Linked DNA regions of Homo sapiens: region 2 is linked to region 1. Evidence: chromatin contacts called from ENCODE Hi-C or POLR2A ChIA-PET data. All regions are on one chromosome and are shown on one strand. The core of a region is the stretch at or near the end of the contact, and the rest is flanking DNA. Distances in the headings are between cores, read along the strand shown. Region 1 holds the start of PLAC8 (placenta associated 8). Region 2 holds the start of ABRAXAS1 (abraxas 1, BRCA1 A complex subunit).

Region 1 (3,948 bases), core at 658-3,157:
TCTTTGCTTCAGCCATGAAGTCTTTAGCCTTAGCCATTCAAGGTAAAAGGTCAGCAATAAGTGGAGAGAAAACGTCCTTGAAAATCTAGAGTTCCTAGGACCTTAGGTACCAGCTTGTCTCCTTAGTTCAGTGGTCCTCAAAGCTTACTATTAGTAAAACCACTTGGACTGCTCTTTAACGTGTAGATTTCTAGACACTGCTCAGAGATTGTGACTTAGATAGAATGAGCTAGGGTTGAGGAATCTGTACAATGTAGAATTCTACACACTGTTCAGAGATTGTGGTTTAGATAGAATGAGCTAGGGTCTAAAAGTCTGTAACGTGCACCCGCAGGGCTGCTGCCCTTATGCCATAGGCTTTTGTCCTATGAACTAGAAAAACGTGGCCCTTCTCACAGACACGGCTTGGTGAGCACGTAGCTGCTTCGGTGAGAATTCGAAAAACGGTACACCTTCCTCCATGCGATGAAGCCCATGCTAGACCCTCTCGCATTCCCGGGAGCACATTCCAAACTAGCTCCTCTCCCTTCAGGTGCGGGCCTGTGCAGTATCCTGGGCACTTCACAAGATTCTAATGCCAGTGGCCTTGCAGAGCACATTTTGTAACCCACGACCAGTGGCCTTATTTTTCTTCTGTTACTAATAACTACAGATCCAATTTAATTCAGCAAATATTTTATTGAGTGCCAGGGTGTGTAAACGTGTTGGGCTGGATTTGGTAAGGGCTAAGGAGATGCCTGAGGTTTCCTATCTGTGGCCAGCAGTTCTGCCCGTTGTGGTGTGACCACACAGCTGTTTTGTTCCATGCCATCTTTAACCCCACAGGAGCAGAGAGAGTGATTAAAAAAAAGTTGGCAGGGGCCACCTTGGAAAATGCAGGAAAAATGGGGGCAGGAGGTAGTGAAATGGGAATCTTGGTGGGCAAGCTTTGGAGAATGAGACTAGAATACCTTTCTTTAGGAAGTTCTGTGGAATGGTCTCAATGTCAGGAAATCTTGCAGTATTTGGCTCATATTTTAAACACCTTAATTTTATCTATTAGTTAAGAATCAATCTTGTATTTGTCTCTCCTTTCTATGAGCACTTCACTCCTGAGGACAGCCCACTATCTTAATAAAATACATTAATATTAATATAATACATGATATTAATTATAGTAATATTAATACATATTATTAATATTGATTAATCCAGATACTAGACATATTATTGAGATTTTTCTCTTCTACTGTTTATTGATGTTAAATTTCATTTTTTTGCTTTGATTGAAACATTTCCATTTCATAATCTCTCCATCTCTCTTTATACATATAAATGAAGCACCAGAATTTAATTTTGAAGAATTCTAGTCTGTTTTTCTTACTTTCATAGTGAGAATTCAAGAATTCTTATAATTCATTAGCTAAATCTACAAAATTCCATATCTTGTTTCTAAATACTTTGAATGGATAAAATAGAATATTTGTAAAGCAGAAAGAAATTAGACCGGCATAAGTCAACATGCATACATATTGAAATAAAGAGTGAAATTAATGATCATGTTACTAAATACAATGTATAATATGTGTTTGCTGCAGAAAGCAGCAATTGATGAGGATTCAAGGCTGGGATCTTACACTACTTTGAAAAGCCTGGCATTTGGCAAAATGCTTAGCAAGAAATTGTTGAATTTGACTAAATGTATAAATTTAAAGCAATTAGATAAGAAAACCTTAGTCTTTTAGCTGAAACTCAAAATATAACATGCTAAGAAAAAAACAAGAAAATCAAATAACTTTTAAAGAAAGCTTTTTTTTTTTGAATGCTAAGTTTTTAAAACAAGTTCTTACTTGTAAAGTACTTACAATTAGTAAACAAGGTTCCGAGCAGGAAATGTCTTGTGGCCTGGGAGAGAATCTCACCACAAATGAAAACTACGTGAAAGGGGAGAGGTAACTGTGTTTCTATCGCAGGGCATAGTACATAGAACAGTTTCAGACGCTCTTATTGGCCAGAGTAATCCAGCAGAAGTGGTTTCAATGTGTGTTTCTCTTATCTGGAGAATGAATATATCTCTTGCCAAATAAGGTGTGTTTCTTTTCCTATATTGTGTTAGGTACACTGATACGTCTTTTTAATGGGGAAAGGATTTAATTCATTATATAGTTTGATTGGTTTTACATGTCTGGCAGAGCTTACTGTTGTTTTTTTGTGTTTGTTTTTTGTTATCTTTGTGGGGAAAAAAAAGATCATTATTGTTTCAGATTATATAGTAGTTGGCATCTCAAGCATCCTTTAATGGTATCAACTTACAGATACTGAACATTAAAATAGGCCAAGCATTATCAATGACTTGTTAATGACTTTGATAGTTAGGCCTTATTTTTTCAATTTTAGAGGTGAGGAAACAAGCTCAGATTCTTGAGCTGACTTTCAGAGGCCACATAGCTAACAAGTTACTCACCTAGGATTTTAGCTCATGTCAGCTCAGCTCCAAACTATGGCTCTTTTTACAATGTTGCATCCAATTTCTTTGTACCTTTTTAATTATTCTTCTTATTGGTGGTATTACTATTTCTTTCTTTTGAAATTTTTATTCATAGTCTTTGAATTTCTGATCCCATAGTTTAAACTATCAAAAGACAAAATTACAACAAATTTAGTTTAGAAGATGTAATTGCCTTTTATTTGCAATTCTAGAATCAAGCAACACATCATTCTATAAAATAGAATGAGTGTCCTGGTGAGTATGAAGAAAGCGGAAACAGAGAAAAAAAGATAGATTGGTTGTTTCAAAGTTACTTTCCTTATAGGACTAAAACAGAGAGGACTTCCTTACTACACTGACTGAGGTTGACTGAAATCTCCTGTTTTTTGGAAAACTGGTCCATTTCAAAGTTCAGTTTGATTATATGTCACTTAGCACAAGCGACTTCATTCTGGTTTGGTCTGATTTTCTGGGGCCTAGAGCAGGAGGCTAGTCCATAACAATGGCCTCTCATAAACTTTGTTTAACAAAACCTTTCAGAAATGAGGGTGGGCCGGCACAGTGGGAGGCCCAGGCGGAGGACTGCTTAAGGTCAGAGTTCAAGACAAGCCTGGCCAACACAGTGAGACCTTGTCTCTAAAAAAAAACAAAAACAAAAACAAAAAATTAAAAAATTAGCCAGACATGGTGGTAAGTGCCCGTAGGCTTGTAGTCCCCGCTACTTGGAAGGCTGAGGCAGGAGGATTGCCTGAGCCCAAGAATTTGAGGTTACAGTGAGCTGTGTTGTGTCACCACACTCCAGCCGGAGTGACAGCAAGACCGTGTCTCTAAAAAAAAAAAAAAATTAAGAAATGAGAGTGGCCAGCTTTCCTGTCATTCACTCTGAAGTTTTTGCGGATGGGAAATCTTTCCCACTAGAACAAGGCTATTGTGTGAGGTTGTACAGTGAGAATGTGTGGCATTATGGCAGACTCTAAGTGCTTAGAGTCCCTTTTCAGTCCCAATTCCTAGCTGCCATCTGCTAGCCACTTAACATTTCTATGCCTCAGGTTCCTTGTCAAATGAGCGTAATAATTGCACCTACCCCACAGGATTGTAGGGAAAATTCAAAAAATTAATACATGCAAAACATTTAAAACAGTGCCTAACACATAATCAATATTAGGGGAAACAAAGAAACAAAGAAATCTGAAGAAGGAGAAAGAAAAAGAGACATGTGGAATTCCAGATAGCCTATTTTCTTCCAAATACTATGTATAAACTCCACAATAAAAAGATGGCAACATGGCCAGGTGTGGTAACTCACACCTGTAATCCCAGCACTTTGGGAGGCCAAGGCGGGAGGATCACTTGAGCCCAGGAGTTTGAGACCAGCCTGTGCAACATAGTGAGATCTCATCTCCTTTTTTCAAATAAATAAATAAAATAAAAAATTAAAAAATTGAAAAATCAAAAAGATGTCAACAAATATGTACTAGTTA
Region 2 (3,948 bases), core at 593-3,092, 370 kb after region 1:
GACAATGAAGATTTTATATCTTTTTTTTTTTTTTTTTTGAGAAGAGGTCTAGCTCTGTCATCACCCAGGCTGGAGTGCAGCGGTGCAATCACTACTCACTGCAGCTTTGACCTCCCAGGCTCAAACAATCCTGCTGCCTCAGCCTTCCAAGTAGCTGGGTCTACAGGCACGTGCCACCACGCCGGGCTAATTTTTAAAATTTTTTTGTAGACATGAGGTCTCCTTATGTTGCCCACGCTGGTCTTGAACTCCTGGGCTCAAATGATCCTCCTGCCTCCGCGTCCCAAAGTGCTGTGATTACAGAAATATTTTATATTCTTTATAATTAATAATGCTTTTTTCCCCTAAAAGTAAAAAAGGATTATTTCCATAATGTGAGTCTTTACTGGAATCACGCGGGGGGATATCCAGAATCTAGTGTTCTTGATTTTGATACTCAAAAGACGAACTCAGGGAAGGGAAGCAGGGGGGCAATGCAAGTGCAACTAGCCAGAAAAACCACCCTTTAAAGACTTCAGGAAAAAGATCTGAGAAACAGGGGCCTCCCTAGCACTCAGGTACTTCCCAAGGGCTAATCGTTTAAGCTACCGAGGATTTACGGTCCCACTCTATCTACACTACAGGTATTCCAAAATAATTTCCACAGCTACACATATATTTTAAATGGTCATATATTTGTTCTTTATTAGGTATTACTTTGTAAGGTTATCTGAAATTGTATACATAAAACATACCAATTCCAACCTTTATTAGGATTGTGCCAAAGAGCAATTTTGTAATGTTTAGATTTTGTAGAGACCGGGTCTCACTACGTTGTCCCCGATGGTCTCGAACTCGTGGGCTCAGGTGATTCACCCGCCTCGGCTTCCCAAAGGGCTGGAATTACAGGCGTGAGCCACCGCGCCCGACCTATATTAAGGCAATTTTGAGTAAAATAGACGTTATATCTTAAAATGAACTTAGCAGAAATTACTAGGCATTGTTCAGCAGGGTATTCTCCGAACTGTACCACACAGCAGGGAAGTGTATTTCAGATGCTTAGACTTTCTTTCTGCAAGTTACTGAAAGTGCTACAGGACATTAACTACTTCCGAGCTCAACGTTTTACAGCGTTTCTTTAATTTCATAGAACTTTTAGAAAATAGGCAACGTACTTTTAAAAACTGTTTTAACAAATTTAATAACGCAAATAAAAAGATATCTGATATACCAGATTAAGCTGTTCCATCCACTAAGATTTGCCACTGGACGCAACATCTATTTTTATTCCCTTACCATCCTACCATCGCAACAAACACGCACAGACGCTGCTCTGCATGAAAAAGTCCGCCTGGTTTTGCAAACGCCTGTCGGGCGTCGCGAGAAACGGAAAGTTTACCGCAGGCTCCGCAGAGCAGCGGAAAGACGCTCCGTGAACTTTCCATCTTTTCACGCCCAAGTTTCCACAGCTACAGGGGCGCCGAGGAAAGATGGGAGCGTGTGGGACACTTGGGTCGGAAAAGGGAAATAACGGAGGATAGCAGAGGGAGGGCTAATGCTGGAGAAGACTTCGTGGGCACGAGGCACCTCAGGGACCGCTGAGGGGGAGAGAAGGCAGAGCCGCGACCGCAGGGAGGAGGCGCGGCGGCGTCGGGGGAGCGGGCGGGGACCGGAGCAACAGCGGGGAGGCAGGCCGCGCGCAGGGCTCTTCCCAGGCGACGCCGGACCCCGCCCCGTCCCTCGGCTCACCGTGTCCGAGTCCGTGTTGAGGTGCTGGAAAGCGAGTGCGCCGAGCACAAAGCCCGAGAGCACCGCCGACGTACTCTCCCCCTCCATGCTACCGCCGCCTCAGGCTACACAAGAGGACGAGGGCGGGGCGCGCGGAGGCAAGACCCTGTGGTGGCAGCGAGGCGGGGCCCAGCGAGGAGGCGGGGCCTGCGCCGGCGCACGGGCTGCTGCGCGCTCCGCAGAGGGGCGGGGCGAGGGGGCTGAGGGCGGGCGCGGGCGGGTCCCCAGCCGCGCGCTCGGCTCCTCCTTCGCTTCTGCTGCCGGCCTCTCCCGGAAGGCCGCTGCATGTCGGTACCACTGCAGAGGGCTGCGAATTGCTTTTGGTGGCCTGCGCCTGCTGAGCGACCTGTCACAAACATGCAAAGCTATCAAAATGAACACGGTTGACAGGGTCATTTTAAGACAAGCAATGATTACAAGAATAAAAGAGTTGAGTAGCAACATTACGATGCCACAGTGGATATGCCACGGTTTTGGTTTTCAAGCTGCATTTTAGCACCCTTCACTCACTGAAACTTACAGAATACTAATAACCATTTGGGGATTGTCTTTGCTAGAACTCTCTAGCCATGTTCTGTGTCTGTGTGTTTGTGTGTGTGCATGTGTGTGTTCCCTTGCTTTTAGAAAACTTCAGCCTAATTTAAACAATACATGGATATTTAATGTTCTGACAGTTTAATGATAGGCATAATCATAGTAAGCTGGTTCATTTAATGTAAATGGTAAGGTGAGTGGACCAGGGCTTGGCAAATGTATTTTACACACACACACACACACACACACACGTAAAGGTATGTTTCTTAAATGACTGAAAGTAAGCATAATAGCAGACTACTGAATTAGTGTGGCACATTTGTGGGTTTTGTTGTCAAGCAGTTGTCTGTGGCTGCGTAACACACAATACATATGTATATAATTAATGATTATATATTTATTCCCTAGAATTAAGTTTCTTGCCTTCATTTTGTAGGGGTGAAGGGAAAGCTCTGCCCTCTGAAGGTTCACTGGAGTGAACTAACAAAAGAAAAGATGAACAGAAGGAAAAGGGATACGAATTTATTTTATTTTTTATTTTTTTGAGACTGAGTCTCGCTTGGTCACCCAGGCCAGAGTGCAGTGGCACCATCTCAGCTCACTGCAGCCTCCACTTCCCGGGTTCAAGCGATTCTTCTGCCTCAGCCTCCTGAGTAGCTGGGATTACAGGCACGTGCCACCAAGCCCGGCTTATTTATTTATTTTTTTTGTATTTTTATTAGAGACAAGGTTTCACCATGTTGGCCAGGCTGGTTTCGAACTCCTGACCTCGGGTGATCTGCCCCCTTCGGCCTCCCAAAGTGCTGGGATTACAGGCGCTCCCGACTGGCATACAAATTTATTAATGTGCCCTGGAGAAAATCACAGTAGAGTGATTACCCAATAATCCAATGAGGTTCAGATGCTTATGTACACTTTTTCATAAGGGAGAGGGAGATGGAGGAATGTAAGTAATTTTGAGGATCACAATTGATTCTTTGGATGAGCTTGAGGGATTGCTTGCAAAGAATTCTTTGTGGAAGTTGGATGAGCCCAAACAGCAGTCAATAACTTAGTACAAAGTTCCTCTGGGCTCTAGATTTGATGTTTGACTTTCAGTCTTCTTTCCACAGTCAGTAGATAATGAAATTTCAATGAAGGGGTGGAAGACAATTGTCGTAGGGTTGATAAAGAGTGGACAGTCGTGCAGGAGTATGATTACACAAAGGGAGTATGATGTAATGGTAACAAACTGGGGGAACTTAGAATGGGCTGTTTGTTCAGGTTCTTCTCTGTGTCCTGGTGTCTTCAGAGGTAAGGATATTCCTTTTCTCTATGTAAAGGGAGGGTACCTCTCAAATGATGGTCTTATGACCTACTTCAGGGAAGGACACCGGGTTTTATGGCCTGCCTCAAGGGAGATGGCCAGAGTATTCTTTCTATGGTTTATGGCCTGCTTCAGGGCAAAAGGAGTGAGGGGAAGGTGCAAATGACCTCTTTGCTCTGCTATTTTCTCAAATGCTCAGGTGCTATATTTTGGAGTAGTGTGTCCTGAACCACATCACTAGTTTTACTTCCTGCAACCCAGAGCAGCACAGTAGCTGAACCAAATACTCCTTCGGAAGCCAAAAAAGCTTGGGTATGAGTGGAGATAAGGAGAAATAGTAG

What was found. A loop is a pair of places that touch in the nucleus more often than their neighbours do. ChIA-PET counts read pairs that join two places held with the same protein, here RNA polymerase II (POLR2A). Pooled maps may share reads with other maps.
Region 2: a loop to region 1 is called in a pooled map, with 10 times the contacts of the local background. The contact joins the promoter of ABRAXAS1 here to the promoter of PLAC8 in region 1. A Hi-C loop is called at or near these places in 9 of 50 pooled maps. POLR2A ChIA-PET finds 5 or more read pairs at or near these places in 2 of 52 experiments (WTC11 and activated T-cell).

What each region holds. Positions count from the first base shown.
Region 1 is chr4:83,112,822-83,116,769 of GRCh38, forward strand. It overlaps PLAC8 (placenta associated 8), which reads right to left and starts at 1,908. Exons shown (of 5, transcript NM_016619.3): 1 at 1,845-1,908.
Region 2 is chr4:83,483,258-83,487,205 of GRCh38, forward strand. ABRAXAS1 (abraxas 1, BRCA1 A complex subunit) reads right to left here and starts at 1,843. Exons shown (of 9, transcript NM_139076.3): 1 at 1,729-1,843. The coding sequence starts at 1,815. RefSeq lists a silencer at 1,569-2,058.